Regions from separate parts of the Mus musculus genome. Here regions 1, 2, 3, 5 and 6 are each linked to region 4. A link is a loop called in an ENCODE intact Hi-C map of the cell type or tissue named here. Cell type or tissue: heart. All regions are shown on one strand.

Region 1 (5,000 bases), 370 kb before region 4:
CTTGCAAAAGCCATCAGTAGTACTAGTGAATAGCCCTGGCCCGGGATTAAAACTTCAAGGCACCCTTCTTTTTGAACATGACACCTTGCCATTTAAATCCTGTATTTCTTTCTGGGTATGGCTTCCTTCTGCCACTGCAAGCAGAATAAACCTTAGGGCTTGTGGGGTAAAGGAGTTAAAAATGGGGGTTTGCAATAGGAAAAAAAAACCACTCCCATAAAAGAACTCTCCCTTTCCTCGGTTACAACAGTCCTGAACATTCATGTGTACCCTTCCCCATAGGCTGCTGGCTCAGTTTAAATGGGTGTACTTCTGGGGCTTTCTCCCAGAAAACTCTGATCTCTTTGGACATTGACCTCCTTCCCCTGGTGTCTCACTGTGGGGAAGGAACATGCCCTTCGATTTGCTTTCCTTTCTGCTTAGCCAGGGTCTCATGTGGCTTGGACTGGCTACAAATTCACTGTGTAGCCAAGGCTGCCTTCGTCTCCCAAGTGCTCGGATTGCAGGTGTTTGTCCCCATGCCAGAAGCTGCTTTTTCCCTTAACCGAAAGCCTATCAGGCCCCAGGGAGAGCCAAAGAAGAACCAGCCGTTCCCTTATTTGTTCTGCATTTACCTGCGTGTTTTACCCAGCCAGCTCTTATGAGAAATAGCCATGCCAAGACCATACTCAGCACCCTGTCCCAGACATTTTATGTAGCCTCTTTACCCCTGCCTGCACACCCCAGCTACAGTGCTCTGGTCAGGGCCAACTCAAACCAGAAAAATTCAGAACCAGAAATCGCAGCCAAGCCACCCCAGGCTGTGTCTCTGAGTGACGGTGGCACACGCGGGAGAGATCCCATGTCTGGCACTACTGCATGTGGATGACGTTTCCTAGCATGGTTGCTGTTAAGTTGTCAACTTTTAGGATGTTGTTTTGTTTTGTTTCTGAGTCAAGGTCTTGAGTAGAGCCCAGGCTGGCCTTGAATTTGCATTTCTACGGCCTCTGCTGGGATTAGAAGAATGAGCTTACAGACAGAATGCCTGCCTGAACTTTGGGGTATTTAAAACCTTAAATGAAGTAGAGTCATAACAAAACAAGCTAGAATCTAGTAAGGGTTTGCCTTGCTGACCTAAATTTATTATTGTCTTCAGCTTCTCGCATTAAATCCGGGGTCATAAGGAAGACACATGCAAATAAGGACATGATTGCAAAGAATAGGGGACTCTGAAGCTCTGAGGTCATGGCAGCGGCCCCTGGAGGCCTCCCCAGGTCACTGTGATCCTCTCCTTAGGTGTAGTGACATTTATCTTCATAGAACCCAATGTAATACTAATCCAAATTTAATAAACATAGGCGTCATCACCCCATTAAATCATCTTCCTCTGTACAGGGCAAGGGAACAATAGCTTCTTGAAATAGAAATTATTATTTTTTAAATGAGTATCATTTCAGGGAATCTGACATGCATATTACCACTTAGGAATAGTTCCCAGAGTGATGGTAAAGGACACCTGCTGTCTCTACCAGGCAGCTGTCTTGATAGACTGGCACCATGCTGTTCTGCTGCCTCCTAGGGGATAAGTTGTTTCATATTTATTTTCATCTTAATATGGTTATTTCTATGGAGTCCCAAGGTCACTGCACTCCACAGAACAAAACAAACCCAGGCCTGACTCCTGCTGCTTGACTTCCAGATGGGAAGCCTCAGAGCAGGCTTGGGGGAGGCATGTGGAAGAGAGAAGGATGTGGTACCTGAGAGGCCTGCAGAGGAGTGTCCCATTGCTTCCCATACACAAGTGCTTCCCTGGCCCCTCCGAGCCCAAGTCAAGGTTTTGGACTTATTCCTTCTTGCTCTAGCCATGTGGAATCCAGCCCACTCTCACCTTCCATTTGCTGTGAAGTCCCAGGAGTCCCCTTTCCCTCTAAGCACTTTGGCCTGTTCTGCTGAAACCCATGGCCTTTCTTTCTGAGTTTTGGATTCCTGTAGGTAGGCTCACATGCATTTGAAATGGGTTCTTGTAAGCTTCCATGTGTGTGCCTGTGTACATTTTTATGTGTATGTATTTATACATGTATATGATATGTGTATATGCATGCATATGTTTATATGCATGCGTGTCTGAATATATGTGTGTGCATGTATCTATGTGAATAAGTGTGTTTATATGTTTCTCTGTGTGTCTGTGTATGTGTGTCATTGAGAACATTTGTATACACATGTCTACATCTCTGTGTTTATGCATATCTGTGTGTCTGTATGTGTGGACATGTTCACACATGGGTGTTCATGTTGACAGCAATTGTATACTCAGAGCTTAAAGTGGCAAATGGGACTTTAAATAAGGATCATCAGAGTAAAAAACACCGATCCTCTTTGTATGTGTTTTCTCTGATTGCCTTCCTTTTCCTCATCACTTTGCTGGAGGCTCACAATGTTCATCATAGTGGATTCCACAGCAAGAACCCACAGAGGAGGAGGCACCACACCGAACTTGCTTGAATATTGTCATTGTAAAACCTTGGGTGGTACTGGGTACATCTGAGAGGGGTTGGTGCATATGACAGGGTCCCAGATGTTGCCTCCTGTGACCTGGGGAGCAGCACTGTTTGTGGCAACACCTTTACCAGGAGAACCTGGTCTGTGGGACAGTGGCCTCCAGGTGGCAGTAGACACGAAGTTTTATCTCACCTATGTTGATGAAGTCTGACCGGTACTGACATGTCATCCCAAATCCAAAGTCCCTCCAAAATCCTGTTTCCTTCTTTATGACCTGCAAGGAAGAAACTGTCAGGGAGAGTATCTAAAAGCGCTTTTCACACACTTAGATGAGCAGAGCCAAAAACCAGGCAAGATGGGAGTGGGAGTGTGTTCCTGCATGTGAGCATGCGCATGCCAAATGAAATTGCAATAAGCTAACTAAGTCCAAAGTGGAGCCTTGTGATTTTGGGCACCTCTGGCTAGGTTGTTTCTAGGGTGTAGGCATGACAACATGCACATGCACTCTCTCACACAACAAAAAAAACAACCTCAGAGAGCAAGTTTTTTCAGTGGAGCCATGGAAAAGCCACCCACGTCTGGCCTGGTCCCAGTGCCAGGGAGAAGTGAGGTCAGGCCTGTCACACAGGCCTGGGCACAGAGCCAGCAAAGGGCTCAGGAAGTTGAGAAGAGGCCCCGGGAACAGCTTGGAATTCACAGGCCAACAACAGAGAAAGAGAAGAAATACCCAAGAGAGACCCCAGTTGTTCCTGCCCCCCTGGCTCCCACTACCACTGGCTGGCAGAGGAGAGGGTAGGGCTAACAGATGAAGCTACTCCAGAAAGCTCGTGCGGGAAGTGCCAGCCCACCATGACTGCAAAAAAACAGAGCAACACAGCTCTGCTAGGTTTCTTCCTTTGGAGAAAAATTCCAACAAATTTGCTGAAGCTACAATACATAAACAATAATAGAGGTTGCCATGTGCACACACACACACACACACACATGCACACACACACACACACACACACATACACGCACTTACACATACCCAGACCCACATCCACATGCACAGATGCAGGCACACACACATTTGTCAAAAGTAATTCTGAGAATGGAGTTGAAATCCTTATAGGTACTTTCCCCCATGATCCTTGTAGTTCCTATAGGTGCTTAGAAGGCAGGAAATCACCTCCTTAGACAAGGGAAAGAGAGGCCTTAGGAGGGTCTGTAGTACTGATACAAGGCTTTGGGTGTTGTTCATGTGTAACAGCTCATGAGAGGAGGAGCAGTCTTGTTCCAGCTCCACCACTGGCCACTTTTTTTTTTCTTAACTTTTCATTGATTCTTTGTGAGTTTCACATTATGTCCCCGAGTTCCACTCATCTCCCAGACCTTTCGTATCTGCCCTCTGTCCTCTGCCCTAGCAATGCCCACCCCTGCACACAAAAGAAAATAAAAAACAAAACTAGACAAAACAAAGCATAGAAAATATCTTGTTATGGAAATGGTAATGTGTCCCACAGTATACCCTTGAGTTCACAGTTTTCCTTGTAAATGCACATTGTAAGGAGTCATTAGTCTGGTTTGAGGCCAACCATCAATACTGCACCCTCACCTGGATTTCTCTTGGTTCTCCTGTTGTTGCCCTGTGCCATGGAGATCCTGCAGCTTTGCATCTGTAGGACTTACCCTTCCCCATGCTCAAGCACATGAGGTAGATTTTGGTGTAGACCAAGTCAAAGCCCTGGGTGTGGGCCTTCATGGTAGCTGAGTTGGTCGTCCCACCAGCTCTCCTGTACCTACACTTCCTATGTAAGCTCTCTAGCACTGGTCTGAATAGCTCACCCAATGCTGTAGCCCACAGAGGGCAGGGTCAACTCTCCTACTCTCATGCCCTTGGGGCCAGGTTACCAGCACCCAAGCCACCAGAGCCAACTCTGTGCTGCCCAGTCAAGGTGCGGGACCTGATCTTCTGAGTGGTGCAGCTCATGAGGGGAAGGACCAGCTCTCCCACTTTCATGACCCCAGGGTACTGGCCACTTTTTTTTTTTTTTTTTTTTTTTTTAATTCTCAGACAGACCTCTTCATTTCAAGGCTCCATTCTCTTTCCTATCTGATGAAGAACTGAGAATCATAAATCATAGTTAAAGAGTTCTCCAGGTCATGTATTATGTTGCTATTATTCCATGTTCTAGAACCTTCCCACAGCCTAAATTATATCCAATAAATGTCTTGCAAAAGAGGTAATGAATCATAAACATTCTTTTATCAAGAGCTCAATAGTGCACGGTCTATGTCAGGCTATGAACGCAAGAATTTGATCATGATGATGCTCCGTAACATTCTGTCCTGAAGTTGGGGGGACTCAGGAAGTCCCACCTACCACTGTCGGAGGATTTGTGTGCAGTTAATAGTTGCTGGGGTGAGAAAAAGAGATCTCTACCAGTGGTGTCGGGTGGTGTAGGCACTGGTAAGGTACAGACAGTGCTGCAAATAATGCCCCACCCGTGCCCCTGCAGGCAACCCTGGTGAAACTT
Region 2 (5,000 bases), 260 kb before region 4:
CAGGTCACGTGACACGAGGCTGGTGGAGCACTCAGAAGTGCTTCTGTGCCTGGTATGAAGTGGCACTCCACTCCACCATGGTGTTCAGGTGAGACATACAGAAACCATCCCTCTATTGTCTTTTGCCTCTGACTTATTGCTGACACCTGGCTTCTCTTTATCATAAATGTAAGAAGAGTTCCACAGCAAGGTTTTCTCTACTCATTGCCATACCATCTATCTCCTGCTGGACACTGCACCAGCCACTCCGCCTGAGAGCAAGAAGGGAGAGTCCGAGACAGGGGAAAAGAAGCCAGTATGGGTCAAACAAGCATGGGAAAGGTTTCTACAGAAGAAAACAGTGAAAGAAATGATTGAAGTCAGATTAGGGCTGAAAGTCCCTAGACTTTCCCTATATTGCTCTCAGTATATGCACAGGTGCACATAAAGATGCATGTTTGTATCTCCTTTCTCTTGAAATGAGAGTACTTAACAACCCTAGCAACTGTTACAGAGTGTCTATAATAATCTGCATAGTTAATTAACTCAAAGCAAAGGATACATTCATAGTGGCTAATGTACTCTGAGTAGACCTGGAGCCTTATAATCTCCCCATTCCCCATGCCGAAAGCCCCAGTGAAGGCTTGTCGGTTACTACACTTCCTTCTGGATTCCAGGTTTCTATGCTCCATGGAGTCATTAGCATCATATAGATGCATGCCAGGTGCTTTAGCCTCAGGTGTGCCCCCAGAAGAGACTGCAGAATGGTATGGGGTGTGGGGGATGCACATCAGCAGACTTACACTGAATAAATTATCTAACACTGAATAAATGAAGAGATGCTCTTGCCAAATCTCACTGAGACCTGGGATTTTCAACGGAAAACAACAGTCCATCGCTGAGCATTTCGGCATGCCTGTGATAGCATCTAATGCTTTCTTTGACTCTCTCCAGCTAGAATACGAGGCCACCTAAAACAGAGCAGTGGCTCAAACCTCATAATGAAAAGGGTCTATACAGACTCTTACCTGCTCCTTAGCCCCCAGTAGAGATCAGATACCCCTAAAAATTTAAAAGTAAATAGTACATTCCAGACATCACATGTGTGTACATGTGCAGACATGCATGTGCACATGTGTGTGGGAACCAGAGGTTGACATCTTCCTCCACCTCTGTGTACCGTGTTTTTGAGACAGGCTTCGTCACTGAACCTAGCACTCACAAACAGAGTAGATGGGCCAGCCAGCCAGCTTCAAAGGTCTCCATCTCCCCACCCCAGCAGTACTGAGGCTATGCACACCTGGACCCCTGCCTGACTCTTCTATGAGGGTGCTGGGGATCCATATTCATGTTCTCAGGCTCATATGTAGGCACTTTACTGACCGAGCCATCTCCCTAGCTAAGTATGGGACTTTTGAATAGGTCATCTATATGCAAATATACTCACTTGGGAGTTACAATTAAATTTTATAATATTGTACTGTGTATTTGCAAAACATTATCTATAAAATAATGAAGTATGAGATACTTTGAAATGTTTTCTTACAGATGGATCAAACAAACATAAGGGTGATGTTTGAGGTCCTCAGTCACTGACCTTTGGACTGCATTCCAATTCTCCATAGGCTGGAGTTCCTACAAGGATTGGGTCTAGAGTCCCAGCATGCTCTGTTTTATTCTCTCCCTTGACAGGGGACCTTGGATTAAAGGATGTTTCTGCCTCTGGAATCTACTGTTTCTCTCAAAGAATCTCAGCATCTGTGGCTAGGCCACATACCCAAACCATTATCAGGGACTCACCTCTCTTCTCACCTAACTGAGAGGACTTAGACTCATCTTTAAGATGGTTTTCAAGGGTCTGCCCTGTGCCATTTCCCTATGCCCAGGCCCTGAGAACTGGTTCCGAGCACATAGAGCCCAATGGGGCCAGCGTACTGCTCACTTCTCAGTCAAGGACTCCCAAGCTGGCCAGTGCCCTCCACCCCTTCCTCTGTAAATCTATTTTTTAAAAAATAATTACTCTATTCTGTTTTTCCATATAGAGATGCAGGACAAGGGAAGTGTGAAAAATGAATTGAAATCAGCTAATCAGAAAATAAACGTACCAAGATTAATCTTTGTGACAGTGCTCACTGCAAAGACACGAAATCTTTCCAGGCCCCTTTAGCTCTTGCCCTCTTTTTGCTTTTGCTTTTTCATTTACTGTGGATCTTGGTAGACAAAACTTGATAGAGAGGGTCCTCTCTATGCAAGTATCTTCCATTCCCAACAGTTGCCCCCCTCACTCTAGCTTCAGGAAGCTTTGAGGAAGTCAGTCAGGACGAGCAGCAGATATAATGTCAACAGGGAGAGAATAATAAGACCTTGCTCAAGGGACCTGGGAGGAACGGAGCTCTTCCCAGAAGTAAGATGTCTCAGTCAGGGATGCAAGCTGAGTCAGCTGTGAGTCTTTGCGTAGGGATCGGCCTAGGTTGCTTCTTCCTTGGTGCTGTGGGGAGCCACCCTGGGCACTGCAAAACAAGAAGCCTTAAAGCCAAGCTCCCTACACCCTCCTATTTCTCATAATTACGACCACTTAGTGAGCACTTATTTTGGGTCAGACATCCGACTAAGCACTTTACGAGTATTATCTCATTTAATCCCATGAGTTAAGTCTTATTATCCCCATTAAAGATAAGAAAATCGAGACTTAGAGCAGTGAAGTGACTTGTCCAAGGTGCACAGCCTGGGCCAGTGGCCAAGCAGAGTTCTAGCTGACTTTCAAGCCCTGTGTTTATCCACTACAATAAACTACCTAATATCCTTAATTATCCAAACTGCTTGTTGGCACATGTTCTTCACTGTAGACCCCAATACACCTCACTTTTCTAGCTTCTGAACTTGTGCTAAAGCTTTATTTACACTTATGGATATTCCCAGCAACTCAAATGAGAGAAGAAGTTGTTTCTCTAGCCTGAGCTATTTACTTCCCAATCAGCTGTGATTCACATAGAATTCACACTCCCCTAACAAACGTTGTATATCCAGGTTATGAGAGTATAAGCCTTTTGCTGCTGTTACTGCTCTGCAATTGGGCGCAGGACACAATGTCTTCAGCATTCATGTGTTTCTGAGCAGAGGCCAGGAAATTACACATGCTTATCAACTTTATGACATCTTAATTAAAAGGCACCCTGGCAAGTGGGATTTTTAATCAACTAAGAGATGTTCTTCTTTTCAAAAGAAAAAGAAACTATCTCTAGGTCAGTGAGCATGATGGCTGGCCACAATAGAAGCTCTCTTATGCCAAGCAATACCCTCTTTGCTTCCTCTAGCGAGGCAAGAGCCATGGCCACAATGTCACTCTGGCATCCAACTTGCAGCCAAAGCCAGCTTGGCCCTCAGGGAGACACAGTGAAGGGAATGCCTAGAGGGATCCAGTCCTGAGATCCACGCTGCACAGCTTGCAGAGAAATTCATGTTGGTAATTAACAAGGAGGGTACTAATTAAAAATGAACAATGCTCAGAGGCTAAGTACCTCGAAGCTACATAATGAGCACAATGTCATCTGCAGATGCAGGTGGAGCTGCTGGATGCTGAGTGTCAGCTACAAGGTGAGGTCAGTGTGACTCACAGGGTCCAGTGGCTCTGGGAAAATGCTGTCAATTTCATTCACAGTAAAAAGCGACTCAGACAGAAGCAAAATGGAGCTCTTTCCTTCCAGATAAAGTGTGCCACAGGTCTTGCCAGCAGAGAGAAGGAAAGCTCAGAGTGGGAAAGACTGTTGACCAAGGAAGGGCCTCAGATCACACAGAACAAAGAAAACAATAGAAATCACTGCAATAACAGGAAATGGGGAACAAACTGTCTCAGCCAAAGAAAGTAACCCGGGACCCTCTTTGGGAATCTCAGAAGAGGCTTTGCAGAGAGCTGTTGGCAAAACGCTGTGCATCACCTGTAGTTTCACTGCATTCTTATGACATTCTCGATGGCAAGTCACCGATCTCCATTTTCCAAGGCCAGGACACAGACTCAGGGGGTTTCAGGGATGTGGCATGCCTCCAAAGCCCATATGTTGGTTCTCATCAATAGTTGGTACTATTGGGATGTTGCACCCAATAGTATACTTTAACCTTTAAGAGGGGAAGGTTAGGGGAGGCCTGCAGGTTGGGGAGGGTATCACATTCTAGATGGAGAGACTGTAACCCTGACCCTTCTTCTCTCCTTTTTGCATCTTAGCAATGAGACTAGTGGCTTTATTCTACTATGTGCTCCTGACATGCTATGCTGCCTCAGCGCATCCCCAAATCAAAGGTTCAATCACACATGAACAGAAATGTGCAAATACATGGGACAAAATCAACCCTGACAATGAGGTAATGATCTCAGGCATCTATTACAGTGACATTAAGATGGCTACCACGTACTTCACAGGATAAGAGGCCTTCTAATTCTAAAATATTACAATGACTTTCTTCAGTCAGATTTATATTTTAGAGAGCAGGAAGAACAACTCTGTACATACAGAATTAAAAAAGAAAATGAATAATATATATTATATATAATATATGAAATATAACATATATTATTCATTTTGTAGATAATTTGTAATTATATATAATATATTATTCATTTTGCTTTTAATTCTGTATATGCAGATAAATATGTTATATATTTATATAATTAACATATAATATATTATATATTAATATATTTTACACACACACACACAAATATGTGTGTATATGTATGTAAAATCCTAGATGGTAGTGTACCAAAGCAGTGTAAGAGGAAAGAGCAAAGAAGCCAAAACATCTAGAGATAGGGCATACATAGTTTTTCAAGAGAAGAGACAACCTGCTGATACCAGGCTAGGATAGGGCCCGTGCTTTGCTTAAAGATGAGCATGGAATATACTTTTTACCATGTCTATCTTGAAAACCCCTGGGTAGGACATTCTTCTTAGTGTAATCCATGACAACCTAAGAAGGTGGTGCCTTCCCAGATACCTGTGGCCACCTAACAGTCATGTGTGTCTCCT
Region 3 (5,000 bases), 310 kb before region 4:
AGGAGTGCTGTTAGTGGGTTGGCATAGTGACACTAGGTAGAAATGGCAGATCTTTCTTTGATCTCATTTTAAGAAACCAGTGATTAGGAATTATGGATGTACAGTTAGACTAAATGAAGTCAAAGAAGTCAGGTGGAGAGGGATGAGGTCGAGACAGTGGAGAGCCCTTGGGACTACAGAGTTGCTATTACTGAAAACACAGTACATCCTTCTACTCAGGATGCTATGGAAAATCAGAAAAGTTAAGATAAGAGCAGCAGGTGGAAGCAGGAAGTAAAAGATCAAAGCCCAAGGGATGTGTGACCAAGCTATTATCTGTGGTCCACTACTGTCTTCTATCCAGCCACTGGCTACCAAAATAGCAGATGCATGTCTGAACTGAGATTTATATTTACCATCACTCATACCTGGCTTTCCAACCATGTTCACAAATACTATCTTGATTTTTTAACATATTTTTCAAATAGATAAGCTTTTTCTTGTTGCATCTGGGTGACTATAGCCCTTTGAAGATTGAAATAAGTAACTTAATCAAGGTTATACACAATGTGTTCACAGCTGGATGGACATACAATTGTGAATTTAAGAGCCATATCATGGTTCATTTCTTCCAAGTAGATCAACATTACCATAAAAAGATATTTTTTTAGTGCTTTTCTGTTCTTTATCATTGAAACTGACTTTTGATAATAGAAAAAATTTATGATGCTTCAAAAAGCTAACCAACTCAGTAGAGTATATCAGAAAGCCCGTTGCAAAATTCATCCTTAAAAAGTAATACAATCTATTGTTGATTCATTGATGTCAATATTTATTTGTCTTTCAGATAGGGTTTATAGTAATATATCATTCTTCTAAGAGATACTTTGAAGAGTAAATCAATACATGTAAAATATGCAAATCTGGTGGATAAGCAGTACTCATCAATGCCAGCATCAGCATGATAAATGCCATTGCTGTGATCATGTCTTTCTAGGCTGTGCCATTAGTCATTGAATGTCTAATTGCTTTAGTCACATAGGCCAAGACTTCAGAAAAATCATGTAATATATAAGAGGAACATGTGGAGAGCACATGAGGTCTGTGTTCTTGCTCTGAGGCATGCTAGTGTTTGGCAGGTGGCATCCTGAAGTAGAGAGGTACAAAGGCCATCCATGGCACTTGACCCTGGTGCCAGACAGGTAGGTAGAGGTGGGAAGGATCCCAGTAGTGACCAAGTGTGGCAGTCATGTGTCTAGAAACACTAGCACAGCCAGCATTCTCCTTACCTCCATGCACAGCTGTGGACTGCTGCTGTGACCCACCAGGCTCTGGGAGAGTTCCTTCTCATGTGTGCTAGAAAGGGCGTTGAATTGAAAGCCCACCCAGGATTGCATGGAACAAGCCCTCAGAGGCTGTTGTATCCTGAGAATACTGGGTGTAGTGAGTGCTAACACTGGTGGGAGAGGAGGACAGGATGCCAGCTGTCCTTTACCAGCTGTTGTTAACTGAGCTAAGAGTCCAGTTTGGGGGTGGGGGTGGGGGGGTCCAGCTGTACCTCTAGCCTGGCCAACCTCCCACTGGTCCCCAACTGCCATCCCCATACTCCTTGCCTCCAGACATCAGCTGGCCTGGTGCCTTAGGCTCTGATGAGTTGAACTGATCCTGTTCCTTCTGCCCCTTGACCACTCAATAGCATTCAGTACAAGACTCCAACCCCAAACTGAAACCAAAAAACAGGTACAGGGAGCCTCCTTTGAGTGCTTTTGTTTATACTGGGAAATGTGGTCCACACCCAACCCTCCACCCATTTAACCTTTTCTGGGAAAAGAATCACAAAGGACTCCAACTGAGAGGTACAATATCTGGGCATTGTTTTTTTGCTATAGCCCAGAGATAGCTTCTGAGCCAACCCAGATCCTGAGGAGATCACTGACCCAAAGCTTCAAAGGTCTGCAAAGACACCTGTGAGCTTCACCCCAAGCCGGCTAGGGCTGCCCCCTCCAGGAGGCTTTGAGGATATGTGTGGCAACAGAGACTTCTCAAGACTTTGAGCCTTCTGCTGACCATAAATATTAAAACATGTTTATCAGAGCAAAGCAGCTCTGCCTGGTGATTGTGTGGGTAGGTGGGACAAAAGCCAACTTAATAGGCCCTTCAAAGATTAGCTAGAAACTGAGAGGAAGGGAAACCTGCATTTGTTGAGGGGAACCTGCCTAGGAGAAATCTGTTTCCAGGTGAATCCAGTAAGGGCCCAGTGATCATCGCACTGCCCGGTAGGGTAAACGAAGGGCAAGCTCTGTTATTACAATGTGTCCAGAAGGCTGAATTCACGCACTGGGGAGGATGTGTCCCTACACTGCCTCCAGGATCTTGAGGCCCACCTTAACCCCAAGGTACGCTCCAGGCACGCATGCTTCTAAGAGAAACTGCTTTTGACCCACTGCTACCAGCCTTGGCTTAGCATTGCTGTCCGGAGACCACGCCTCCGGTGGGGTTCTCCATCTCCCTGGAACCCAGACTGGCCATTGGCTGCTCTCAGTTCTCCGCCCCGATATGTCATGAAATTCACTTTTAATTCATAATATTACCTGAAAATGTTGAAACGTTGGTTCTTTCGTCTTTGTCACTTGCCTTTCTAATTATCACTTTCCTCTTTAATCATCCATACTGATTAGCAAAAATTCTGTTTATTATTAAATATTATAACAGTATGTTTGCTCACAATCACTAATACAATTAGAATAGATCACTTCCCTCTGCCAGATGCACTGAGTCTCCTGACTCTTCCAGACAAACTTCTGAGGTTGGCCAGCATCCATGCCAGACAGTCTCAGTTTAGTCCTGGTTCTTATACTTTGTACCTTAAACAAGCTACTTAATAGCCTAGAATTTCTACTTTTTGGGCTTAAAGAACTGGATCCCTTTAAATCCTCAAAGCATCAACATCAACTGCTTTGTGCTTCAAGGAAAGTCACAAATTAAATCTCTTGTGTTTGACTGAGTCATTTAATTAGCTCCTGGTAGGAGTTCATTTTAGTTTTACAAATAAGATATATAGTTTAGAGTCTCTGGTTTTATGTGGAGTTCCTTGATCACTTGTACTTGAGGTTTGTACAAGGAGATAAGAATGGATAAATTCGCATTCATCTACATGCAAACCGCCAGTTGACCCTGCACCATTAGTTGAGGATGCTGTCTTCTTTCCACTGGATGGTTTTAGCTCCTTTGTCAAAGATCAAGTGACCGTAGGTGTGTGGGTTCATTTCTGGGTTTTCAATTCTATTCCCTTGATCTACCTGTCTGTTGCTGTACCAGTACCATGCAGTTTTTATCACAATTGCTCTGTAGTACAGCTTGAGGTCAAGCATGGTGATTCCACCAGAGGTTCTTTTATCGTTGAAAATAGATTTTGCTATCCTAGGTTTTTTGTTATTCCAGATGAATTTGCAAATTGCTCCTTCCAATTCGTTGAAGAATTGAGTTGGAATTTTGATGGGGATTGCATTGAATCTGTACTTTGCTTTCAGCAAGATAGCCATTTTCACTATGTTAATCCTGCCAATCCATGAGCATGGGCGATCTTTCCATCTTCTGAGATCTTTAATTTATTTCTTCAGAGACTTGAAGTTCTTATCATACAGATCTTTCACTTCCTTAGTTAGAGTCACACCAAGTTATTGTATATTATTTGTGATTATTGTGAAGGGTGTTGTTTCCCTAATTTCTTTCTCAGCCTGTTTATCCTTTGTGTCGAGAAAGGCCATTGATTTGTTTGAGTTAATTTTATATCCATCTATTTCACTGAAGCTGTTTATCAGGTTTAGAAGTTCTCTGGTGGAGGTTTTAGGGTCACTTATATATACTATCATATCATCTGCAAATAGTGATATTTTGACTTCTTCCTTTCCAATTTGTATCCCCTTGATCTCCTTTTGTTGTCTAATTGCTCTGGCTAGGACTTCAAGTACGATATTGAATAGGTAGGGAGAAAGTGGGCAGCCTTGTCTAGTCCCTGATTTTAGTGGGATTGCTTCAATTTTCTCTCCATTTAGGGTGATATTGGCTACTGGTTTGCAGTATATTGCTTTGAAACTTATAGAGGAGAAAGTGGGGAAAAGCCTCAAAGATATGGGCACAGGGGAAAAATTCTTGAACAGAACATCAATGGCTTGAGCTGTAAGATCGAGAATTGACAAATGGGACCTCATAAAATTGCAAAGCTTCTGTAAGGCAAAACACACTGTCAATAAGACAAAAAGGCCACCAACAGATTGGGAAAGGATCTTTACCAATCCTAAATCAGATAGGGGACTAATATCCAATACGTAAAAGGAACTCTAGACGATGGACTCCAGAAAATCAAATAACCCCATTAAAAATGGGGTACAGAGCTAAACAAAGAATTCTCAATTCTGAGGAATACCAAATGGCTGAGAAGCACCTGAAAAAAATGTTCAACATCCTTAATCATCAGGGAAATGCAAATCAAAACAACCCTGAGATTCTACCTCACACCAGTCAGAATGGCTAGGATCAAAAATTCAGATGAGAGCAGATGCTGGCAAGAATGTGGAGAAAGAGGAACACTCCTCCATTGCTGGTGGGATTGCAAGCTTGTATAACCACTCTGGAAATCAGTCTGGCGGTTCCTCAGAAAATTGGACATAGTACTATTGGAAGATCCAGAAATACCTCTCCTGGGCATATACCCAGAAGATGTTCCAACTGGTAATAAGAACACATGCTCCACTATGTTCATACCAGCCTTATTTATAATAGCCAGAAGCTGGAAAGAACCCAGATGCCCTTCAACAGAGGAATGGATACAGAAAATGTGGTACATTTACACAATGGAGTACTACTTAGCAATTAAAAACAATGAATTTATGAAATTCTTAGGTAAATGGATGGATCTGGAGGATATCATCCTGAGTGAGGTAACCCAATCAAAAAAGGACACACATGATATGTACTCACTGATAAGTGGACATTAACCCAGAAACTTAGACTACCTAAGA
Region 4 (5,000 bases):
ATATGGTAGGGCTATAATTTACAGTCCCAAGGTCCCTTCATCAGGAGTACACGAAGAAGGATGTGAGCTGAAGAATAACTTCATTGCACTGTAAGCTTCAAATCAGTAAAGGTGTAGGAAGTCCTTGCTGCTTGCCATTGAATGGCACAGGGTAAGCAAGAAAGGCAACAGCCACTCACAGCTTACTGTTTCTTCTTTGGGTGTGGCATCATCTTATTTAGCACAGAGCTGGGAAACAGGGAGACTGGGAAGTCCACTTCATCATCCCTAATCCTGATGATGGATTCTCAACCCAAAGAAACCCATGAAGCACTGCCTACTACCATTCTCGAGAGAGCCAACATCCAAGCAGGGAATATTATACAGGAAATCCGATGGTCTTCAGTGGTAATGACCTCATGGATGGATGCATAGATGGAGCATGAATCAACAAGCAAAAGATCACATAAAAGAAGGAATTATTATTGTTAATGCTTTAAGTGTCAAAGCATATCTAAAAGTATTTAAGAGAGGCAAAGGATAGCATTTGGGAGGGGTCTACTGTATCTCTGGGTGCTTAGAAAAGAATGTTATTTCACTCTGTCAAGTATTGTTATCAAATGAAGAATCTTGAAACCATTTAATATGTGACTGGCCCTGGGTCATGCAGCTAAAAAGTAGGATGAACCTCTTGGATGCCAGTTCTCCGAAACAGCAAACACAATCTCACAATGATGTAAATGGGTGAATCTAAACAATGGATATTTTTTTTCTTTGAAGCTCGCTAATATGGCTTGCAACTAGATATAGGAGATCTGAGACAAGAAGATGGAGAGAAATTAAAGTAATATCTCGTAATTTGGAGTGACAGCAGGTGTGTCCCAATCTGCAAAGTTCAAGCTTGACAATTACACCGTGCTAATTATTCAGACACTAATCACACAAGAAAACCTCAGTGCTTTAAGTACGTTCATGATTTTGTCTTAGGCTGTTTTAATAGCTGTTCTTCACCCTACGAAGCTCACTTCCTGAGCTCACCCTAGTGAAGCACATTGGACACATCCATTAGGTAGTTGATTCAATGCAGAGGAGTGATCATATATGTATTAGGTTCCTACAATGGGAATTGCCCATCTCATATTTTCTGGAAGCTCAACACATAATCCCTCTGTTACAGCAATCCCTCTTCTGTGTGTTCAGGTGACCTTTTATGCCTAGAGAACCAGTTACTCTCTGCCTTACACTTCTGTTTCCAAGTTTGTTAGACTTCTCTCCACGCAGCAGAACCCATAGTTTATTAATGCTCAAGGACCATAATAATTGGAGCTCTCTTGAACAAAAAGTGTCAACACAATCCAATAAACCCCGTGGAATTGCTAGGGTTTACTAGATATTTAAATTCTTTATAAATATAGAATCGTAGTTAGTTGTCTTTAATGACATTTAAGTCAAAACTGTGCCAAGTCGTTGCAATCTGAATAAAAAATGGATTTTGCAAAATACAGCCATCCGATCATTCATTACTACTTCATTTTTAGCGTCCACTGAGGATATGTACAATAGTGTTAACGTCTTTTCCTCCATAACTTCAGAATCACTGACGACAGGGGTACAGGTGCAGGAAGTGTGGCGGAAACAAACAACTTTGCCTTCGCCCAGCACAGCTTTCCTTTTCCTCCAGCCCTCGGAATGCCCCACTGCACCCCTAGACCATTCCCTGGAAGAGCTTCTCCCCGCCCCTGGCACATACAACTGCATGCAGTCACATGCAGATGTGAAGACCCTTGGGATCCAGAGAGTCACCATCGCGGCGGCACAATGCAGGGGAGCGTGCTGCCCACGGGCCACCCTCTTCATCACAGCAAATACAATCCAAAAACAGCAAACTAGAGGCACCCGCACATATGCCAAGGCTACTTTGAAGTGGGGTTTCTGGAGAGTAAGCCAACAGCTGGGGGCTCAATTACCGCTGAAGAAGCTGAGCTGGCCGTGGGGTGCGGCACGGGACCCTCGCGCGTCCACCTAGAGACACCGATCCCTCCACGCGCCTCGCAAGGGCTACAGAGGGCAGTGATTCCGGAGTCCTCAGCCCTAGGACAGCAGTGGTCTCTGGAAGCCAGCGGTGCAGGCGTCCTCCCGGCTGACAGAGAGCCACCCTGAGGTCGAGGTCGGGGGCAGTGGCGCGGACTGGAAAACGGCAGCGACACGCCCGCACATAGCGGGCCACACCCGTCCAGCCCTCAGGGTAGGGACCCCGACTTACCCCAGGCAACACTGCAGACAGCGGAGCCGGATCCCTCGGCTACGCTGCTCCCCTGCTGCCGCTGAACTTTCCCTCCTGCGAGGCGGCCCTGGGCTCGGCTCCACCTCCAGTTCCAACAGCCGCTGAGCCTCCAGGGACCCGGAGCAGTAGGGGGAGGGGGAAAGCGGGGAGCGCGGGCTGAACAGCGGCCAAGCACAGCGCCGGCCTCCGAGTGGGAGCCCGAGGAGCCGAGAGCTGAGAGGTGGGGGTAGCGTGGGCCTCAGGGCTGGGGTCGTGTATGGCTGCAGTCATCTAATTCCTCCAGGGCCAGTCTGCAGTGCGTCCCCGCTCCAGGTCCGAGCAGAGCAGGGTGCCCTGGTTGAGAGACTGTCACTGCAGGGAGCATGAGTGGAGAGCAGGGTCTCCTGTACCGTAGAGACTTCAAGTGTGATTGATCACCAACATCAGAGAAGTTGGCGATAGAGACTAGGGCACTGTTGGAAGTTGCGCCCCAACAGAGAGGGGGCATCTATCCTACAAGTTCGTCCCCACTCCCCAACTCATCCCCGAGGCATTTGCGCTGCTAGGACTGTCCTAATGGCTTGCCTCCAAAACTTCTTACACTCTACTTGAGAGAATTAATAAGATAGTCACTGTTTTGGGTGCCCTGAGTTGTAGTAATAAGGCCTTCAGTAAGAAGCTTTTATTTACAAAAGATCAGAAACCCCTTTAACCCTTCAGCCCCAACTGTGGCTAAGCGATGTCTGTAAGGACCTCTAGCGGCCACATCCCTACATCAACTCAGCTGAGATTCGTGGAAAAATAGAAGAATCCGTGTTTGCCAAATCACAAAACATACAGTGTAATTTTTCTAGCTGCATCAAAGTACTGCATGATAGGAAGATAACAAAGAGTTAACACTGCATAGATATGCACGTACATATGTGGACATCAGTTATTTCTCACAGATTAGCTCCTAGCATCCTCAAAAGGCAATCATATGGCAATTTCCATTTGCAGATGGACGTCACTAGGTGGAAGTCAGGGTTTTTTGATTTCACACTTAGTAGGTAGTCGGGCAACTTCTTCAGAGCTTTTGTCCTAACTGCCACTAAAGCATTCCTGTCTTCATCTACTGATAGGTTCTTCTAGTTCTGATTGCTTTCACCTACTGAAGTAGCTCTCATCTCTTTACTCAATGGTGTCTCCAGAATCATGTAATAAAGTTATACATAGGTTTTAGTTTGGAAAAATGGGCTAGAAATTCTGAGTATGCCATGGCCCCAGCACAGACATGCCCTGCAGGCTATGTGAAAGATAGAGAACATACTTTATATCTTGCGTGCGCCCGACTCAACCAGCAAGAATGACGCTGCAACAGGATCCTTCTGCACACGTTTATTGGGAGAGCTTGATTGCAGAAGCAAAGAGACCCCAAGCCCAGAACTTGTGCTGCTTATATAGGCCTAGGAGAGGCGTGTCTCACACCCAGATTGGTTATGCACTATACCTCATTTGCATGTTCCTCATCTGATTGGTTACTCTCTCTTAGTACCTCACAGAGTCTCATTATCATACCTCATTTGCATGTCTCACATCTGATTGGCTATACTCTCAAAACCTCATTATCATGCCCGGGCCAGGCAGTATCTTGGCAAAAAACTTTACTGCATATGTACACATTGGTTGTTTGTCCAAACTTATGCATGGTGGCCAGCAGTAGCCAGCGCCACTCTGCAACGGCACATGTGGCTTCCCACATTTATAGATACAATAATCTCTATTACTCTAAATAGAATAAAGAAGGGGACCACTTAAGGGTCGACTGTGGTTCCTTTATGGGTGTTTAGCATGTGGAGGTGCATCAGGTCACCACTTTCGAACGTCTCCCACTTGGATATTGGCTCTGGGGTATTGCAGGAGATACCAACGCATATGCCAGTGTGTCACTGCATGCCAATTGAAAGCCAGTTTTCCGGGACCGGTGTCCTTCTGTTTTTAATAGCTTCAATAGTATATGAAAAATAATTGAATTGAGAAAGTGATAACGCAATTAAACTAAGTAACAGCATCATTAAGAGAAGATACCTTTTCCTGGGTGAACAAGAGAGAAATTTACAGTGGATTATCTGCTCAGGAAGTTCTCTTACAGAGTTCTGTCATGTGGACATTTTATCTCCATCATCAGGAGAGGCAGCCCCCGACAAAACTGAACAGTGAAACTAGCAGAAAGATGGATTTCCATGCATGCCCTAGAGCCAAGGACCAGAAAGGCTGGGCAGAACACTAAGCCTAGATGTAGTTTCTGTTTTATTATTTAGAGACTCAGTCTCATGAGTCCAGGATGATGTCAAACTCATGGTAGCCAAGAACCACTTTCAACCTATGATCCTCCTGCCTTGGGCTCCTGAGTGCTATGATTACAGACATTCACTGTAATGAATGTAAAGGTCAGCGTTGGATGAAAAAATTAAAAAGGAACAAAAAGAGAAGACATTTTGTGTGGCCTCCTGGGAACTAGGATTATAGACATAAACCTAGCCTCGCTAAAACCAGTTTCTAAGATTTACTACCAAAAAGGAAAAATTTACTACTTGGATTTTAGCTTGTACCTGAAATGTTATAGAGTTAAAATATATTTCATAAGCATGATTTAGAAATTAAATTATGCTGTTTGAATTTTCAAGGACATACTAAAGATATGTTATTGTCATACTGCCAATGTGGGAACAGTAAGGAGACACATAAACAGGTTTCGAAAGAAGTGAATGGACAACAG
Region 5 (5,000 bases), 180 kb before region 4:
AAGGGCTATGGGGTATAAACCTCTCAAGTTCCTGCCCCAGTTCTCTGCTTCTTGACTGCCTCTATGATATAACCATCCACTTCACACTCCTACAGCAACAGCCATAGCAGTTCCCACCAGCATAACCTCACCACACTGATAGATTGTATGCCCTGAACTATGTGCCAAAATCGATCTTTCCTCTCTTGCTTGTTTTTTTTGTTTGTTTGTTTGTTTGTTCTTTTGTTTTGTTTTGCTTTTGTTTTTCGAGACAGGGTTTCTCTGTATAGCCCTGGCTGTCCTGGAACTCACTCTGTAGACCAGGCTGGCCTCGAACTCAGAAATCCACCTGCCTCTGCCTCCTGAGTGCTGGGATTAAAGGCGTGCACCACCACGCCCAACAATCCTTCCTCTCTTAAGATGTTATTCCATCACCACAACAAGAAAAATATCACACAGGACACAAGGATATTTCTACTATAAAATGGGCATGGCCTAGTGCTATTAAATATCTGGAACGAGAATTAATGCCTTCCACATGGGATTGCATGATTAGCAGCCCCATGCTGTGTGGGGCACCTGCCCATCACTGCTGCCAGAGGTTCAAGTCTGAGTCAGCAAGAGTGAGGAGCAGCAGGTAACAACTCTCTCCAGCTAGTGCTTACCTGGCAGGCCTCCTGTTTCCTGGGCAAGATCTCCTGTCGTTGCACTAGGTTCCAACAGGATTATAACTGTTCTTCATAGCCAATGTATGAACTACAGCCTCCCCTCTTCTGTCCTGTCTTACTACCCAATAGCTTTAGAACTTAGACATTTGATTTCTCCCACATAGACTTTGATCAATTTCTGATTGCTTCCTGGCTAATTTTCACCCTGGACCCTTTCTGCTATCATCTCAAGACTTTTACAGTTACAGCACACGTGATTTTTAAATGGGGTGTTCTCTTTTACACCATCCAAGTTATTCTTGAAAACATTAAGCATCCTAAGACTCAAGGTGAGAGCCATTCTTGTGCTCTGAAGTTGGCCACCTGTTTTCACAGCCCTTTGACTTACTACTTAGAGAAGAACTTGTCAAGAAGCAATCTCCAGTTGTGTTCCTATTGCTCACTTTTGGCTGAGGTACTTACATGTTTTCTGCTGTCGACAACTCAAATGTGGTCCCTTTTAAAGCGCCACATTTTCTATCTTCCTAGTACAATAATGTAAAACTGACTCATGGATCTTAACTTACTCCTTTTATCTTAACCACAATAACAATGCTAGACCCCTGCCCCACCCCCATTATCAATAATACAAAAACATAAATAAAACCTCTGTTAAAATGTGTTAAGGAGGAAGCAGCACTTTTCAAAGACAAAAGTGTCTGCCAGGCACAGCTCTCCTGTCTTCATCCCTCTGTCTACTTTTTATTTGTATTTCTAGAGAAAACTGGAAGAAAAAAAAAGATTTCATTGCTGAAAACACGAAGTATGGGTACAATTTCCCATTCCCTTCCCAATGTTACTGATGTTGCGAAGGCTCCTGCTTATACTGAGGCAGAATCTCCTATCCCTCGATGGCCAGGACCTTGCTGGGTACATGTGGATGCCCCTGAACTCCTAATTCTCCTGCCTCCAGTTCTCAAGTTCTCGACTTAACTTCTTTAACATTAATCTTGCCAGTTGTATTTAAATATCTTATAGTAAAGAAACCCAAAATTATTGCTTACAAGAGCAAAACAAGCTGTCAGAAATACTACATTTATCCCAAAGCCTAAGCCAATAGTATATATTCATTAGGAAGCAATTCTCAAATAGTTCTAATGACCACCCCTAGGGATATTACAAAGGTGATTCATCTTCCCGAACCATTTTACTTTAACTTGATCAAAAATCACTGTACCCATTTGGCTAAAGAATGACTATTTCAGAAAGGTTAATATTCTGTCCCAGCTGTGTTCTCAATTTAGTGGTCAGTTAAGGTTTTTTGTGTGTTTTTTGTTTATTTGTTTGTTTAAAAAAAGCTCTTCTAGTTGTGCTATTGATTAATGCTCTAAAAAGACAAAAATACCAAAAGAGTATTGAAAGTGAAATAGAGATCACTGCCAGTGGATGAGGAGTTTCAAAGCAAACTAGTTGAGCTTCTTTAAAAAAAAATGATGCCTTTAAAAATAACTTTTTATTAATATAACTATTAAAGTAAAATGAACATATTCTGTAGATAGCTGGGATATCCCAGTAATGCGGAAGTTATATCCCAGTGTAAGGTTTGCTTTCTAAGTCACCTGCGACAAATAGATTCACTTATCTGCAAGAGTAAGTGCTACATAAATCCTTAAAGGCTAAAAATGATCTTGGCTTCTCTTATAATGGAAAAGGGAGTCTAAAATGCTAAGAGGAAAAGAAATGGGAGGCAACCCCTGTAAATTTCCATCCTTTAAATACAGTGAGATTTAATAACGGTAAAATGCATGTGATTTAGTATGTAACACACAACTCATCTGAACATATTATGCCCCCCAAAGTAGTAGAATATGCCCCTCTTCCTCTTTAATAAGTAAAACGCAAATTATTTTTTTGAAATGAAACCATCAATATCTAAAAGCACGAAAGCCCGGCTGAGAACAGAGGAAGGCAAAACACCGCACTTCCATGTGGAAAAGAACAAACCCAAACAAGCTAACCTCGGCAGAAAGAAAGGCGCACAGCTGTTCCGCTCGCACATCTGCTTCTGGTGGTGACTGCGCTGGAGTTGCACTTGGCTTCCAAGTCAGGGTCCAGAGGGAAAGTACCGCCCCCTTCTGCTAGCACCGTGTTCAGCTCAGCGCCACCACTGGAGGAAAAAAAATCCATGCAATGAAGTGTTAACAGTAAAAGAGAAAATTCCTCATTTGAGTTTTTCTGAAAAGGTTCACACGCTGCAAGGGTTCCCTCTGGGAATCTTACTACCAGTGACCACCACTGGCATTCGCAACACTAAGCCAGCCTGCTTCAGCCCTGGAGGAAAGCTTTGCTGGCAGGACTAGTGCCTGCCAAAGACGCTGGAGAAGACAGACTGGGTGCTTTTGATTGTCATCCGGCTCCCCACCCAAATCCCGAGATCCAGAACCCCTGCCCAGCCCCCTCTCTGTACATCTTGCCCTCGCTAAAGGATGGTGGGGTGAGTTACGGATGGACCCTACACTGTCCCAGCCCTTGACAAAACAGATGCTGTCAGCTGAGATACAAGCAGAATATGAAGATGTTCAGACCAAAGACTCCCCATAAGTAAGAAAGATTCTGGAGAGACACTAAGGTCCTCATGTGGAGCCTGTAATATACTGTTTTCAATGAACTAACATGGGGCTCACTTCCCCAAGAATTTTCCTTATTTTTATTCTGTCTGTCTCATAATTCAAGTAATGGACATAATATATCCGTTTGTGTGTGTGTATACACACTACATTTCCATTTCACATGCAGGAATGATTAAAAAGTCCAAGATGATTTCTACAAGGCCAAAGGAAAGATTGATAAGCCACTAAAGTCTACAGATGACTTGCTGCCCCCATCCCCACCCCAACCCCCCACCCTGTCTCCATAGGGACAGCCTGCCAGCAAGTGAGTTTGAAGGTTGTTTTCTGTTGTTGTGGGGGTTTTTGGGTTTTTTGTTTGTTTGTTTTTTGTTTTGTTTTTTTGTTTTGTTTTTGTTTTGTTTTTGGTTCTGGGTTTTGTTTTGTTTTGTTTTGCCTCACTGGCATTAACAAATCAGTGGAAATGTACACTGCTTTGCTATAGAAGTAGGGTCTGTTTTCTATCCACACTCTCTCACCCTGGTTTGCTCTGGTTTTAGCAGTGGAAGTGGGGTGTCATCTTCCTGGGAGGGGCAAGTCTCCAGACCTCCAACTTTGACTACTCCTGGCCGAGCTGCCTGCTTCCACACAGCTCTCCTAGCCCAACGCCCCCCGCCCCCCCACCAGCCTAATTAATCTATGTCTAAATGGAGCTGCAGTTGGCAGAGAGGCAGCAGTGTCAACGTGGAATAATCACTTGGACCTGAATCTCAGTTGTTTTCCATCCCTGACAACAAATAATGTTACTTCCCAGCCTGCAGGCCAAGAGCTGAAATGGGTTTATAATTTGCCTTCCAATCAATCTCTGAGTCTCTCTCAACCCCCTAAGTTTTCTCTTCTGTCTTTCAGCATGCAGGAAACAGCCTCGGAGACTCCATCAGGGGCAAGGTCTTTATTGATATCCTTAATGAATATTCTTTGCCTTCTAAGTAAAAAGGTGGAAATCTGCATAATCCCAAACCATGCTGGTTTACATAATGAAAACAAATAGACTGTCGGCTGGTAGCTCTGCAAGATCATTAATAAGCTCCGTCATTCTCTCACCCCAGTGGCTGGAACAGCAGCCTTCAGTCATTTCATATGCACCAAGTCATCCACATTCAGCCAGCCTAGACCCTGACACTAGGCAGGTTGGAATCAGAGGACAAACAGCTCAGCTTCTTCCTCCTTTCCTAGTAAAAGAACTCATTAAAACTCTGCTCCTGGGCTCTGGGAAGTGCATGGTCTCCTTACTAATCCCAAGCCTCTAGCTCCTCCAGAGAGGAATCCTCTCCAGCTAGTAAAGAAAAAAGCGCAATACAAGAATGCAGAGTCGCCAGCAAAACCAAGAGCAGTGACCAGGATAGAAACAAAACAGCATAGTGAAAATTCTCAGAAGATTAACTAAATATGCTAAAGAGAATGGGGTGTGTTCAGCCGGACACAGGCAATGAGCCCTCACCATACCATGGTACCGCTTAGGAAGCCATTCAATAGCCACAACACGCGCATTAATTTTTCCATTATTACAGAGGGGCAGAAGGAGGTTAAGAAATCTGCATGGCTAATATGTAGTAAAGCCAGGATTTTTTTTTCTTCCACAAAAAAAAAAAAAAAAAAAAAAAAACACTGAAAAGAAAAGCAAGCTTGCCTCTTTGTACTACTTGACCCTGTCCACATAGGCACTGGTTGTGATTTGAATGTGAAATGCTCCACCATAGGCTGACAT
Region 6 (5,000 bases), 620 kb before region 4:
TGTTCTTCCTTTTTAATTTCTTCTTTTTTCTCAATAATTAGCGCCCAAATAAGGAAACTCATTTATTTACAAATCAAAACAGCAGAACAGGGAAATGATTTGAGGCTACACTTTTGTTTTCTTGATGCTATTGTTATGTAGCCTAGGCTGGCTTTGAACTGGAAGCAGTCCTCCAGCCTCAACCTCTTTACTGCTAGGATTACAGGTATGTGGAACCACAGCTGATGCTATCATAGTGCTTAATTCAAAGATATACTTTCTTTTCTCTTCTTTTTTTTTTTAAAAAGATTTATTTATTTATTTTATGTGAGTACTCTGTGGCTCTCTTCAGACACACCAAAAGAGGGCATCAGATCCATTACAGGTGGTTGTGAGCCACCATGTGGTTGATAGGAATTGAACTCAGGACCTCTGGAAGAACAGTCAGTGCTCTTAACTACTGAGCCATCTCTCTAGCTCCCAAAGATATGATTTCAAAATAATCTTTCTGGAGGTCATAAAATCTGGTGTCCTTAAAATCTAAGAGGATGAGACAAGATATTTGTGCAAATTACATTGTAATTTTGTACTACTCTGAAAGAGATTGGGGACATTCATTAAGCTTGCTACCTACCTATATCTGCCATTTGTGCCTAATGCAGGCAGGAGAGACATCTGATTGTACAAACAAGGGTCATTTCTAACACAGAGAGACTTCTCAATATATATGGATTTTTGGAGATGTGCCCCTAAGGACTACAGCTCTAATACTGGGTTGTCTTAGATCAGTGGAGTTGGAAGGGGAGAAAGCAAACCAGACAGTCTAATCTTCTCACAGAGCAGCCATGGAACTGGGATCCAGAATGAAGGCATTTGCCCTCCCTTTGCTACTCTGAATTATAAAGAAATCTAGAACCCTTAGGTCTCAGATGCCAGTCTGGTTGCTTTTCCCCATGTAACAGGGACACACAGCTATAAGATAGCCCTGGGTATTCTGCCCGTTGCTTCCTGTAGGTAGACTGAAACACTGAGGTTTGTGTAATTACTCTACAGATGATAGCATTCGTACAACCATCCAAAGAACTTTGTGTGAATGTCAAAGGAAGTGAGGAAGAGAGTGTGTTGTCATGGAGATACGAAGGAGGGAAAGTTGAAACCCATTCTGCTATCTCAACCGTTATTTATTCAAGTAATAAATCATGACATCTTTGTCAAAATCAATGTAGCATGAAATGGACTAAAAATAAACCTTGCAATCGAATCAACACTGTCTTCTGCACACCGGAATCTTCTAAAAGGGATGCTCCACTGCACAGTTAGCTCTGTCACTGCTAACATTTCTATATGAGCACTTGTGCGTGCTTTCTCTCTGTTCAAATTCCTTCTTAAAATTCAGCATTAATCACCAAGGTAGATTAAAATAGAGACAGCATAATCTACGGTACCATTTCATGGGTAGAACAGTCTCTAAACTTATGACAGGCCAGAAAAATGAACCAAGCTTGAGGAAGGAAGGAATACTTCTCAGAGAAGGGAAATGACAATTTCCTGGGGCATTAAATAGTCCAAGGCTCAGGGGTCGGTCTTCAAAGTGATTTCATTCTAGCTAAAATCTGGTCAGAAAAAGAAACATCAGTGTAGGATCTGACAGCTGGCAACACAGGCCCTGCCATTCTGTGATGGGAACTGAGGCTCCACACAACTTTTAGCTCCACACTGGAGCCACAGTGTTCCCATAGAAAGGTATGCCCTTTCTGTAGGGAACTTTTATACAATGTAGTTATCTGAGAGGATAATGAATCTTTAGAGACAAATAAGGTGTACTAGATGAAGTGAAATTGTGTTGGTTTTTTATCTCATGAAGCACTTTCTCTTCTCTTTCCAGATTCATGGATTCATAGTTACCACAGAGTTGCAAAGCCCACAGAGAGCCCAGGACATGAGCTAGCTTTATTGACAGAACCAGAGCTTTTAAAATTTAGGTTTTACTCCTTTTCTTAATCTCTTGGATTCCAGCACATATTACCTTTTATCTGATTAAAAACTTTCTACCAAAAATCTAGTGTGCTTTATACACTTGTAGTTGAAACATTGGTTTCATTTCAAGGACTAATGATATAAAAGTACAGAGTTAAAACTATTTCCTGTAGTCTCCTATGACAGGCTCTGACTATTAGAAAATCTCCTGCCTTCTGTTTCTGTCATTGGAATGTGCTGGTTAAACCTCTATTATTCCCATGTCTGTCTTGCTTATCCACATGCTGTTTCCTAAACCATGAACCCTCCTAGAAGCTGGCAAAGAAAACTCAGAAAGCTGATTGGAATTGAGTTCCTATTGTGCGAGAGCAAGGGAGAAAACACAAAGACAAAGACAAAAACAAAAACAAAACAACAAGCCCCAGAGAGTTCTGGTTTTTGAGAAACTTGAACTTAGATGACCTTTTGTGGGGTTTGTAAATGGTATTTGGGGGACAGAATTTTGTACTTACACATAGTCACTGCTATTTTAGAATACGACGTGTAAGATACGAATACTAATTTTTATATACCTGCAAACTCTAGAAATGATTATTGAGTTGTTGGTTTTCCCATACCCTCTTGGGAATAATGTCTGTTATCCTTTGGTGTCTTTAGCCCCAAGCTTGGGTGTAATGTGCACAGTTCCTTGTCCTCCACTAAGGGGCAGTATAACATGGAGTAGAAGGCAAGGTGAGGGCAGGCTCTGGCATAGACTCTGGACTTTTCCTAATTTACTCTTCCAGAATAGCCACGGGCATGTGAAGGAACTCTGCCGGCATCACCATGAGCCACAGTCCCACCTTCTCCTGACCCAGACAGCTGGTGGTGCTGAGTGATGCAATGCTCAGTTAGATTCGATAGTTCTCAGCTCTTCACCCACTCTCCCACCACAGAAATTAGTATGTTGTCAATCAAAGGCTGTAGGACATATCAGGTTACCTTCCACTAGAATATCTCCAGCTGTAGAGGTCAGGAAACAAGGCTAAGGGAAACCTGGACTCTGGGTAGATGACTTGACAGTCCTAAGCTACCAAATCCTAGCTGTGGGCCCTACCAAACTGCTAATCAATCCTCAAAGCATCGTCTCTTATCTAGGATTTGGGAATGCTCTCATAGCAGGGAGAATAGCACATGGAAGCTGTCTAGGTCACAGAGTGAGAGGACTAGAACTAACTTCTTTTTACTAGTTCCCAGTCATCCTACAACTGACGATCCAGGTGACTTGATTAGCTGCACTCATTCCTTATAGTCAGAGGATGCATGCCAACATTCACTCTAGAGCCTGGGGGCTGAAACCTCAAGAGAATCTATTTGGCTGTTTGTACTACTGCAAACTTCTTATTCTTGATATGCAATTTGTTTTCCCTGGGAAAGTTGACACAAGGACCTCAACTCTTCAACATGCACATAGGAATGAGAGGACTTTACTATATGTAATCACCTGAGATGTAATTGTTGTATTCTTCTTTACTACATCAATTATAAGATCCCACTGTGAGTCATCAGGGTCTTACCTTTTGTAGTTGACTGAACAAGAAATTGCTTAAATCAGTTTTTGTACGTTCATAAAGGTAAATTCTCAAACATGAAAATACTAAGCACTTCGCAGAATATTTCATATTGTGGGTGATGAGGGATAACCAGGGTTGGACATAGGAAAAACTATCTTTGTTGATTTAAACAAACAAACAAACAAACAAGCAATACAACAATAACAACTACCACCACCAAACACATAGCCTGAGGCTGGACCACCTGACTAATGACACTTGTAAAGCCTTTAAGGGATTTGTAGATCTGAAGGAATGGATTTCACAATTCCTCTGATAAGCTTTCGTAGTCCCATTCTCTGACTGGACTCTGGAAACACACTGCCTACACTCCATCCCTTCTCTAGTCTTCCTTAATGTCACATTTGTCTTGACTTTCCTCTTCTTCCCCTCAAGACAGATCTACTGTTAGGGCTGTAAGTCAGTGATATGGTACTTGTCCAGCATGGGAAAGACCTTTGGTTCAATGCTTAGTGCCACAAGATTTTAAAAAATGAAGACAGGTACTTGAGAACAGAAATGTCTGTGTATAACAACTACAAAACAAGGGATACTGTTGCTTTCAAGATAGGGGAAACTGAGGCTCTATTCTGATGGTTTTCTTACAGTTAGGACTTAGACTTGAGATATCCATTCCCCCTAGGAATTCCATACATTTAGTTTAGGTAGGTCAAATATCTGGGTGGGGGTGGGGGTCCATTCACTAAGGAATCGAAAATAAGACTTCTACTGCTGGCCCACATTTTTGGGCCAACTTCCAAAGCACTTTTCCCCAGAGAACTGGCCACAGATCCTAAGCTTGGGCCTATGTTCCAAAGACCAGAGGGAAGAAAATCAGCGGTGAACAGAATCAAAGTCCATAGATAACTGCTGTGTGACCCTATATCCAGAGATTGGGCTCGGATGCACAAATGTCCTGTCTGCTAAATCCCTGCAGGAAGAGAGATATAAAAACTTAAATGGAATGTGAGCTATTTCTTAAGGAAGTATGCTCCAGTTGCTTCTGCCCACAGAGAACTTGGACTCATCCTTAATTGTGACTTTGTAGGCTCTCTGACTGAAAGAGCAACGATAAGGCAGGTCGTGTGCAAAAGCAGTCAGGAGACAGGCACAGGATCCAGATGGAGCTGGCCACCTCCCAGCTCTCAGAAGGCTACTGTGAATTTCATGGAACTCTCCTATGGCTTCCCTGACAGTTCCTTTCATGTCCGCCCTCTACAGACAGCACACCTTTCTTCTAGCTCATGCCACTAATCCTCACATAGAGACTCAGTTTTACCCAATCCACACTTTCCAAATGTACAGTATAACAAGACAACCACACCACTGGGAAACGGAAAAAAAACAAAACAAAAACCTTTTAAATTCTGTTCACCCATCTTTCAAGTGATGCACTTGAACTCACTGAAGAGGATGGACATCATGAGATAGCATAATGGGAAGGGTGGTCCA

The links. Hi-C counts contacts between places; a loop is a spot of excess contacts. Peaks named below come from ENCODE experiments on the same cell type or tissue, not always from the same donor. Only the 100,000 strongest peaks of a DNase experiment are listed, where the experiment ranks them.
Region 1: it touches region 4 in a loop (9-fold over the local background); 22 of 42 quality-filtered maps call a loop at or near these places.
Region 2: it touches region 4 in a loop (2.9-fold over the local background); 2 of 42 quality-filtered maps call a loop at or near these places.
Region 3: a loop joins it to region 4, with 3.0 times the contacts of the local background. A loop is called at or near these places in 5 of 42 quality-filtered maps.
Region 5: a loop joins it to region 4, with 4 times the contacts of the local background. A loop is called at or near these places in 11 of 42 quality-filtered maps.
Region 6: a loop joins it to region 4, with 3 times the contacts of the local background. A loop is called at or near these places in 4 of 42 quality-filtered maps.

What each region holds. Positions count from the first base shown.
Region 1 is chr8:68,359,395-68,364,394 of GRCm38, forward strand. It overlaps Csgalnact1 (chondroitin sulfate N-acetylgalactosaminyltransferase 1), which reads right to left. Exons shown (of 10, transcript NM_172753.5): 9 at 2,674-2,755. Among named protein-coding and RNA genes, the nearest start is that of 1700125H03Rik, 6.6 kb to the right of the region's middle. In heart, CTCF peaks have their summits at 1,531 and 2,643 (motif pointing right); DNase peaks (open chromatin) are centred at 497, 2,647 and 3,107; H3K27ac peaks cover 370 bases.
Region 2 is chr8:68,469,752-68,474,751 of GRCm38, forward strand. The region is part of intron 3 of Csgalnact1 (chondroitin sulfate N-acetylgalactosaminyltransferase 1); the gene reads right to left. Among named protein-coding and RNA genes, the nearest start is that of 1700125H03Rik, 100 kb to the left of the region's middle. In heart, no CTCF peak of the experiment used is centred here; no DNase peak of the experiment used is centred here.
Region 3 is chr8:68,418,794-68,423,793 of GRCm38, forward strand. All of the region lies in intron 4 of Csgalnact1 (chondroitin sulfate N-acetylgalactosaminyltransferase 1), which reads right to left. Among named protein-coding and RNA genes, the nearest start is that of 1700125H03Rik, 53 kb to the left of the region's middle. In heart, a CTCF peak has its summit at 1,956 (motif pointing left); a DNase peak (open chromatin) is centred at 1,718.
Region 4 is chr8:68,732,784-68,737,783 of GRCm38, forward strand. Csgalnact1 (chondroitin sulfate N-acetylgalactosaminyltransferase 1) reads right to left here and starts at 2,363. Exons shown (of 10, transcript NM_172753.5): 1 at 2,243-2,363. In heart, a CTCF peak has its summit at 3,004; DNase peaks (open chromatin) are centred at 1,748 and 2,368; H3K4me3 peaks cover 1,609 bases; H3K27ac peaks cover 1,221 bases; H3K27me3 peaks cover 376 bases.
Region 5 is chr8:68,554,328-68,559,327 of GRCm38, forward strand. Csgalnact1 (chondroitin sulfate N-acetylgalactosaminyltransferase 1) reads right to left here. Exons shown (of 10, transcript NM_172753.5): 3 at 2,645-2,793. Among named protein-coding and RNA genes, the nearest start is that of Csgalnact1, 180 kb to the right of the region's middle. In heart, a CTCF peak has its summit at 2,775 (motif pointing left); a DNase peak (open chromatin) is centred at 2,714; H3K4me3 peaks cover 599 bases.
Region 6 is chr8:68,115,003-68,120,002 of GRCm38, forward strand. It overlaps a transcript of Psd3 not described here. Among named protein-coding and RNA genes, the nearest start is that of Psd3, 140 kb to the left of the region's middle. In heart, a CTCF peak has its summit at 2,638; a DNase peak (open chromatin) is centred at 4,649.